Regions from separate parts of the Homo sapiens genome. Here region 2 is linked to region 1. Evidence: chromatin loops called from intact Hi-C (ENCODE). Cell type or tissue: OCI-LY7. All regions are shown on one strand.

Region 1 (5,000 bases):
CCCATTAATGCAATACCAAGCTTATAGAAACACATGCTTTATGTAATTTTTAGTGTCGGTAAAAGTGATATTCAGAGGGAGAAAAGATAATTAGCCCCAGGGTTTGATAGACATCATTTAGTAGTCATCCTGTTAATCTAAAATCCTACACATAACCAATTAACCATTGTAATGAGAACTTTAATTTTTAAACTTCCTATCCAATTTCTTTCAATCATTGCTGCCAAGCATTTGAAAGCCAGTAATGCAGAAGGTGCTTTATAGGCCTGTGTTAGAAATGGTCACATCCCCAGGGAGCTAAAATCACAACAGATCACACAAGTAGAGTGATCTGCTTTTTATTGTGGGCATTAGATAACTTCAGCTTTGAAAAAAGTTGTGTTAAGGATGAAACCCAGCAACTTTTAGTGATAAAAAAACATTTTGCAACCATTGTTCATAGAATACACACCCAAGGCCATTTTTTTCCTTGATCTTTTGAAAGAAATTGTACTATCTGAAATGAATTCAGATAAAGGAGATTGAAGGCAGTGGATGTTCATAAAATTCTTGTTTGGATGTGGCAGGTCTCTGGGTGGTTTTTGCTGTTTAGGACCTTCTCTGCTTCTCTCCCATCCACTTTTCTCTTGTACCTATTCTTAAAGAGACCACCCTGTTAGTTTAGAGTGATTCATTTATACTAGTGGTGAAAAGGCATTTTCATCCACTACCATGAGGTACTATTAATCTACTGGGCCTTCATAAATTTCATTGTGAAGGGACTTAATTTGTTTCTATTATGAGAACTTTTGAGCACATTCAGTTATCATAATCAAAAAGCACTTAACTGCATGTGTGCTGTGCCAAGAGAATTACAGAGACACATTTTCTTCCCTCTGAGTGTTCAAATTTAGCAGTGACTGCCAGGTTGTGTGGATCACTGTGTGGAGGGACAGAATGATGCATGATCTTGGAGAGCAAACTTGGGGCTAAAGGTATCAGGCCAAACCAGCAAACCTGTGTCATAATTGGGAGTTTCGGGGAAACTAGTGGTTGATGTGAGAAATCCAGCCATGCTGGAGGCACAAACAGAAGCCCAGTTTGGTATATGTAGACTAGAGAACTGCATCCAGAGGATTAAGCATGGTAAGAGGGTACAAGACTGGAGTCCAAACATACAAGCAACTTGGTCAGGATTCATTTCAGGCAAGAAGAAACCGGGAATAGAGTTTTAGCCCAGATTCAAAACAGGTAGCCATGTCCTCCTAATTACACAGCCATGGTGAAAAATCTATATTCCTTCATTTGCCCCTGATTTTAAACAGCCTTTCTCTTGTATTTGGATCTGGAATACTGGTTTGGGCTGCTTCCTCAGGTGAGGCAGGCTGCTGCAGACTATGTGTATTATAACATATACTGATACACTACAGTGAGCTCTTGTAATCTTACCTTTATCTTACCTTTGAGACAAGATTAATATGAACAAAACACTTATTCAAAGGTCAGATGATATCTAGTGTCTGGGGTGTGGTTGCAGTATACATGGACCTTTTCTTAGAACTCCCCCTTTCTTGGCAACGAAATACAAAAATCAGGCTGACTTCCACCAAAGCAGCTTTTAACATTTACAACTGAGGAAACCAACTGATATCTAAACAGAAGGTTTTTTCCAATCTTTTCATCCCTAAGGGCAATAGGCTTTTCAGAAAGGCACCTTGGATTGTGGTAAACTCCAATGATCAGTAAATCTGTCCATTGGTAAGTATGAAATCAGCCCGTTTTTAAAAAACAATTTCCAATTTTTATTTATTTATTTATTTTTCTGGAGCAAAGGCGATTATTCTCTTAGTTACAGGACTTCATCTGGACCTCTAGTTTGATGACAGTAGCCACTATACTGGTCTCAACTGGGACAAAGATACTATTTCTACATAGTGTAAACACTGACCTGATAAATAGATACTACTGCTCTTTTAGAATAAAGCCAAACATAAACCTTGAAGTAAGTGAGAGGGGAGGAGACAAGGACTTTAGGGGATGCTTTAAAAGCTGCTAATTTCTCTTGATGCCATTATTCCTCTGTGCATGCTTAAAGGATTATCTTGATGTTGGAGTAATGATCCGGAGAGTATCGTTTGTAACCTTGGGGGTAGGGATGGGGTGATGGGGAAACTGTTCTAAATAAACTCTGAGACAGTCAGTTCAAGAAGAAAATTAAGGCTACACCTTGAGTTTGACAAATTAAGTTCTTAGTGATACTTGAAGAATTACCAGTGGCCTATGTTCCTAAGAAAGGAGTAAGAAGGCCGGACACGGTGGCTCACGCCTGTAATCCCTAAAGGCCCTCCCTTTAGGAGGCTGAGGTGGGCGGATAACGAGGTCAGGAGATTGAGGCCATCCTGACGAACACGGTGAAACCCTGTCTCTACTAAAAATACAAAAAAATTAGCCAGGCGTGGTGGCAGACGCCTGTAGTCCCAGCTACTCGGGAGGCTGAGGCAGGAGAATGGTGTGAACCCGGGAGGCGGAGGTTGCAGTGAGCAGAGATCATGCCACTGCACTCCAGCCTAGGCGACAGAGCGAGACCCTAGAACTTAAAGTATAATAATAAAAAAAGAAAGAAAAAAAAGAAGAAGAAGAAAGGAGAAATGGGAGGGAAAGGCACTCATCAGTTAGGTATATTTTACCTTCATAATAATGTTATGAGTGTGTATACATTATCATCTTCATTTTATAGTTGAGTAAACCGGAGCTCAGAGAGGTTAAATAACTTGTTTAAACACTGTAGTTAAGAATTAGGCCCTAAAGGCAAAGGCAGGTGAGCCTGTATTCTGGCTTCCCCTAATTTCTACCAGTATGACTTTGGGATAGCTACTTAAACTTTCTGTGCCTGGTTTCCCCATCAATAAAACAGGGACAATAATAGTACCTACAATCAATCATAGGAATTTTGTGGATATTTAATGAGATAATATGTATAAGTCACTTAACAGTGTTCCAGACACCAACTACTCAAAAAGGGTATCTGCTTTGTAGTTATCACCGTTATCAGCGTTATCCTTACCCCCTCTATCCAGATGTGTCAGACACCAAAGCTTATGTTGTTTCTACAACATTATAGTGCCTCCTAGTGGTAGCAAGAGTGGTGGAGCCAGAGAAAGTCAATGTGCATAAGTAGAAGATGAAAAGATAAGGCCATGAGAAAAATGAGAAAAGGCAAAATTTAAAAGGAAGATAAAAGGAGCTTTATACTAACAGGTGTAATCACTAGAAGCTCACTTGTAAGCAGTTGTCTCAGATGCCATACTCAGTGTATCCTGCACTAGAACAACCCTTTCTCTCTGAACCCCTGAGGTTACTAGATTGTGGAGAATAGAACCCCATGTGACCACTCAATGAGACTCATGGAGAGGCTTTCATTAGGCTTTGTTTGAGAAAGCCACTATGTAGAGCTCATCTAATAGATCTGAACCCTAACTCAAAGACATTTTCAAACTAGTTCCAAGGCCATGCACATGCAATGAAAAACACGCTTAACTGTGGGATACAGGGAATAATCGATCATTAAAGTATTAATTAACCAAATTTATTGAAAATTGAAATCACCCCAACTGTCAAATGAGTCATGCTCCATGGACTTTCTGCGTTCTAAATATTGCTCAAATCATGCAAATGTTGTGTGAAACTGTTATGTTGGCCGCTTTAATGCAATTTCACCTCATTTACATGAATTTTGATGTTGCTTAGGGATATTCAATACAACAGCACCCAACAAAGTACTCAAGTATGTACAACCATTGGAAGAGTAATGACTGTAACATGTCTAGATGTACAAGAAAGCTAGCTTCTTATAACCCAGATTGAGCTAAATTAGCCTGATGAATGCATTTCCCCTGCTATTGTTGGTTTGACCTTCATTTCAATATAAAAATGACAGAAAATAGGACCCTTTTTATTTGTTTCTCTAGTAGTCATCACCATTTCTACTGATTCATTGTCAGTCCCTACTCCATTCTTCAAGGCAATCAGCCAAATGCCTGCCACCAGAGAAATCCCTGGTTCCAAGCTTAAGTCACCTTCATAAGTACTGAAGTGCAACATACAAAACTATTGGACAGCAGTTGATGAGGATTTAATCCTTTTTGGACAGGTGGCACTTTTAAGTTCTGGGTAGAAAATTCCCACATTTTGAGATCTGGAATTTTGACCTGGTAGAGCAGCTGATACCTTAAACAAAGCAGTGTTCTCTTTATTCACTAGGTGGCAGGAGCTCCTTAATATATATGTGAGGGATGGCTATAAACACATGTTTAGACTAGTGCATCAGTAAAGCTGTCTTTTAGAGACAGATACATGAAAATGTGAGCCATGAAATATTAAACCAGAGCCTATGAGAAAAGAAATCCTCTGTGTTAACCACAGTAGCTTAGGATTTAATAGTAGTAGAACAAGGTGATTGTTTCTTTAAATAATAACAATTTGAAGAAATTCCATTAGTAGGTTTGTCAAAATGAAGTGAATTAATAAAATACTTTATTCCTATGTGTTTTGCTGTTTGAAAATTTACTTCCTTCAAGTCTCTGCTGAAATGTCATTTTATCAGCAGGGGCTTACCCTCTCTTATACTCCATAACCCTCTGATGTTGCTTTGTTTTACTCTACAGTACCTATTACATTCTGACATACTTTATATTTTACCTGCTTTTTTATTTACCGAGTGTCTCCCCTATCCCCTCTGGAATGAAAGCTCTATGGGAACAAGGACTTTGTTTTGTTCATTATTGTATTCCCAACACATAGAACACTGGCTGGCAGATAATGGGTGCTCAGTATACATTCAAGTGAATGCGTGGAAGAATTACCAAAAGGAAATTATTTTTAAAAGATAATTTTAAATTCAACTTTTAAGTCAGCTTGTATATAAAGCCAAGCTGATTTGTATATAAAGTCAAGCTGACTTAAAAGTTGAATTTAAAATTATCTTTTAAAAATAATTTCAATTATAATCAAAGTAAATCATA
Region 2 (5,000 bases), 740 kb after region 1:
CTGAATCTTATAGAGCAGGTCTTTCCTCTTTTGAATTTTGGTAACAAGAATGATTGGCAAAACCGTGTGACTAGTGCCTACAGAATGCCAAGCCTGTTACAACATTAACTGAATCCAAAAATTTGCTGGTATGTGTGCATAGGCAAAGTATTTCTTAAGGTGTATATTGATGACCTTCATATGAAAAAAACAGTGCTACTGATCACTAACAGAATATTAGCTGAGTTAGTTTTTCAGAAAGGAAGACAGGTTTGCACCAATCTTTCCACAGGTCCCCCATGTGACTAGTTAAGTAGCCAGCACTCCTTAGAAGCATACGTAGGATTGCACTCATAATTCCAACCTCATTGGCACCAGAGTCCGACCAACTGAGCTAATTGCCTATAGACAGTCACATCTAGGTCTCATAAGACTTTCCCCTCTAGATGACGAGTTAGTGGGTGCAGCGCACCAGCATGGCACATGTATACATACGTAACTAACCTGCACATTGTGCACATGTACCCTAAAACTTAAAGTATAATAATAAAAAAAAGACTTTCCCTTTAGACTATCTGCACAATAACATAAGAGCCTATTGAAAACTTCAATTTCATCCCTGGGTGCAGTTATTTAGCCTCTTCTCTGACACCAATGAGGAGATTTTATTGTTTCTCTTTTCCGAATTCACTGATTATTCCATCAAATTTACTTAAGCAAAGAATCACGTGAAGCAAACTTCACAAGTTCTCTTTGCTACAAAAACGTAGTTGGCAATAATTGCTAAGCAAACAAACAAAAACCTCGGTGAGACTGCCAGTGTCTGCAGTGGACAAAAATAAGACCTTCCTCACCCAGAATAAGGTATCAAGACAAGTCCTGGTAACTTTCTGACCAGTGAGACAAACCAGCTTATTTGTACCTTTGAGTTCACTTTTGTTCCTTTCTTGATTTTATATTTAATTTGTTCTCTAATTAAAAGGGTAGCTACTGATTTAAGCAGTCCTGTTATGCAAAACTCAGAACCTACAGAACGCATAATTATGGAACGATTCTTTACTTTCCAAAAGTCATTTGTCATAAAATTGATTTTATTAACATTATTATTACCAGTAATCATAACTAATTCACTGAATAGATATAATTAAATGAAATAACTTAATATAAAACACCCAAGTAGAGAATTTAAATGCTAGCTAGCACTTACTGCCACTTGGAGGTAAATCAAAACAAGAAAGAGCAGAAGAAAGTAAGGGAGGGAAGAAGGAAGGAAGGGAGGGAGGCAGGGAGGGAGGGAGGAAATTAAAGCATCTTTGAAATTGTGATTCTAGAGGGAAAAAGGGAAAGAACATTGAATTTACCAAAATCCCATGTAACATGTAACTTTTTCACTGACTTGAGGTTTTGTATCTCCTTGTGTTCTTTCCAGTCCTCTCATTAATATGGCCTTTGTGGCACATTCTCCCACTATGACAGGGGCAGAGCAGGGATAAAGAGGCTCGTTCTTGTAGTATATTTTAAACTAAGAATTCTCAAACTTTAAAATGGATTTCTCTTTTTACACCCCAAAATACTCTGGTATTACCTTGTGAATTCGCTTGCCATACCTGTGTCACGATGTATTAAAAAGCAGCAGCAGATTTTTCACCTTAACACGCAGAAATTTTGTGAAAATAGTTTGACTTCTTCTAGAGTAAGTGAAACTTATGCATATCATTTTCATGCACAATGGTTGTAGCCATTAGGAGAAAAATAATTATTTGGGTAATGGCTGTGGTTGCTTAATGATCTCTTCCCTATTAAAAAAATCAATTATTGTTTCTTAAATTTTCTCTATGTGGTCATTAATTCTCTGTCTTGATTTATGAGACTTCTCTGAGTTAATTATATTTTGAAGACTTGTGGGCTAAAATTTTGTATTAGAGTAAATGTAAACCTTTCAGTTTCCTAAAATAATTCTTATGAACTTCATTTTTAAAATGCATTTAAATATATTTTATAATCATTTAATAAGATACTTTAGCCTTATACATTTACAGCAATTGCCTCTTTGGGGCTGACACTTTCAGAGGCTGCCTAGAGAGACAGAACGACGACTTTGGCTTCAGCTTCCAGGTGGCCCCACACTGCCATCTGGTGGTCATTCAAATGCTTTAACTTTTCAAATTTCTGCTCTCATTTCTAGTCTTGTTCAAATAAGCATACAGCCATGATTGCTGTTGCTGTTGTTGTTGCTTTTACAATTATCTCTTTTAGAACCTCACAATCAATTAAAAGAATAAAAGTCTCCCACTCTGTTATTTGGACTAATAAGAAATGGCCTTTTATCCTATAACAGCATTGTGGACATTGGATAGATTCATAAGCACTGTTTTTGAGCAAACTGATAATAATGCCCACCCAAAGTGAAAAAGCAGCCAAATGAGAGCTAAATGGTATTTTGGCAATGTAACAGTTACATTCATTTGATTTCTAATCACATCATCCACATTCTTGCCATTGGCAGGAAGCTTTGAAACAGACTAAGGGCTTTTGAGACAGCCCAGCATCAGCACCACCTAGGAACACGGTTCAGGCAGTGGTTTACTGCAGGCAGGAGGATGGGAACAGAGGAGAGAATAACAACGACGTGCCATAAATACTTGGAAAGGCTGGTACAGTGACTGGAAAAGGCATGGCCCAGGCAGGCTGGTACTAGATAATGTGTGGGGGCCATATGGTGATAGTCCCTGGCCCGTGTCACAGGTGACAGATGTCATTTACTCACAGCAAGTTGACAGAAGAGAGTGGAAAGGAACTGAGAAATGTGACTTTCAGACTAGAGATAATGCAAAAGCTTTTCCACAATTCCTGTACAAAGCTTTTCCACCCCTGCCCCCTGCCACCTGCTTTCCCATTCATAGGAAAATTTCTTGCTGGTTCTATTGAATTCTGCCTTGGTCCAGGGAGGCAGTTCTCCCTTAATGTCTCCAAGCCCATTCAGGATTTCCAAGTCTCCTTCCTTTTGTTCAGGAGGTTTTCAGAGGTCACAGTGGTGGAACTGTAGGCTGTGGCAAGCTGCAGGTTGTCCACAAGTGACGAATTGACAGGATTTCTGCACTCACCTCTGGCTCTGCAGGCGTAATGTTGGTGGAAAAGAAAGAATGAACAAATGAGCAAATAACCACTGACTTTGACTTCATGGTACTGAAATGCAATTCAAAGTCAATAATTCTCAGAAGGGTAGGGAGGATATGCAGTTTCAGAAAGCACATTCAATATTAGAATGTAATGTCATATTTAGAAGATATAAATGTACATTACATATACTTGTGTAATTCACATTCATAAATATTTATATAATTTGTGCTTAGAAAATGAAAATATACCTATTGTTTTCATAACACAAACTTGAATAAATAACCCTCAACTAAATCTCTTTGCTTGAAAAGGTAATTTTCTAAAGGGGAAGGATAAAGCTCCTCTAGGGAGTCATATCAGAATCTCCAAGGATGAGAAATTTTTATTTTTATTAAAAGATGAGATGCACATGTCAGTCAATTAGAGTCCTCCCTAAAACAGTGCTCCTTTTATGTCTGCATTTAGAATTAAAACAAGACAATCAATATTTATGAAACACCTGTTACCTGCATTATACCTCAACAAACAACTGTTTCTAAAATACAGATCAGTTTGGGGGAGAGGGGCTGCATAACCAGAGAATCATTCAGTTTTAATGACATGCTTCCCTAATATTAAAACACAAATGGAAATGTGAAGTTAAAACATCAATTGCAAAACATTAATAGTGCCATAATAATATTTTATGCACAATTTTTAGGAAGACATCTAGTATGTGAAGTCAATCAATACTTTATGATAACTATAAATTAATTTGTGAAATGCCCTGCCATCCATTTACCTTCCTCTGAAACATATGCACGTTGAAGTAACCTTTCTAAAATACCAACTTGACAGTTTCTCCCAGCTTGCAAGTGCCCTCTTGCAACCGTCCCTTAACTTGCTTAAAACCCTTCAAGAGTGCCAGATGCAGTGGCACACATTGGTAGTCCCAGTTACTCAGGAGGCTGAGACAGGAGGATAGCCTAAGCTCAGGAGTTCGAGGCTGCAGTGAGCTATGACTACACCACTGCACTCCAGCCTGGGCAACACCGTGAGACCCTGGCTCTAAAAAAATGAAATAAAATAGAAACCCTTCGATGACTCCCTGTTGCCAACATACTTGAATCCAAACTCCTTAGTGTGGCTTAGAAAGCCTAGCATGATCTGGACTCAGCCTACATAGCTGACGTCATCTCCTGCCATTCCCACCACTCCCAACATACTCAAGTTCTAGCCACACAAAATTTCTCTCATTCTCTGAAAAAGCCGTGTTCTTTTTCATATCCAGACCCTCACAAGGCTGTGCTCTCTGCCAAGAATACTCTTTCCCTACCCCTGCCCCCGGCTCCCTGCCTTCACCTGGACAATCCCTAGGCAATCTTTATGTCTCAACTCAGATGCCACTTTATCCAAGAAGCCTTTTCTGGTCTCTCAAGTCTGAGTAAGCTGGTCTTCCTCTGCCTTCCAGAAGCACTCTGTAACTCCCCTGTCATAACACATTTCACACTATATTGTAATTGCTTGGTTACTTGTCTTTCTCCTCCATTAAAACTGTAAATTTCATGAAGATAGACACCACTATTGTGCACTACTGTATCCACTAGGGTTTGCCACAGTGTCTGGCACACAGTAAGTGCTTGATTGATTTGTGTTGAATGGATGAATGTGTATTTTCTTTAGTCGCCTCAACTTTAGTTGTCCATAATATGCTATTCTGCCTTTGTCTCGTTTCAGTCTGTGATGCTTCTCCTACACAGCCAGCGGCGTTACATCTTTGAGTATGACCAACCAGATTGTCTGCTCTCAGTCACCATGCCTAGCATGGTGCGTCACAGCTTACAAACCATGCTTTCAGTGGGCTACTACCGGAACATCTACACCCCACCGGACAGTAGCACTTCTTTTATCCAAGACTATAG

The links. A loop is a pair of places that touch in the nucleus more often than their neighbours do. Peaks named below come from ENCODE experiments on the same cell type or tissue, not always from the same donor. Only the 100,000 strongest peaks of a DNase experiment are listed, where the experiment ranks them.
Region 2: a loop joins it to region 1, with 6 times the contacts of the local background. A loop is called at or near these places in 11 of 110 quality-filtered maps.

Annotation. Positions count from the first base shown.
Region 1 is chrX:125,130,585-125,135,584 of GRCh38, reverse strand. All of the region lies in intron 3 of TENM1 (teneurin transmembrane protein 1), which reads left to right. Among named protein-coding and RNA genes, the nearest start is that of TENM1, 71 kb to the left of the region's middle. In OCI-LY7, CTCF peaks have their summits at 3,118 (motif pointing left), 4,013 and 4,214 (motif pointing right); a DNase peak (open chromatin) is centred at 3,104.
Region 2 is chrX:124,385,880-124,390,879 of GRCh38, reverse strand. It overlaps TENM1 (teneurin transmembrane protein 1), which reads left to right. Exons shown (of 35, transcript NM_001163278.2): 32 at 4,816-5,000. It overlaps LOC105373331 (a long non-coding RNA gene), which reads right to left. Exons shown (of 2, transcript XR_938576.1): 2 at 1,050-3,091. Among named protein-coding and RNA genes, the nearest start is that of SH2D1A, 42 kb to the right of the region's middle. In OCI-LY7, a CTCF peak has its summit at 2,151 (motif pointing left); DNase peaks (open chromatin) are centred at 2,099 and 2,709; H3K4me3 peaks cover 370 bases; H3K27ac peaks cover 1,085 bases.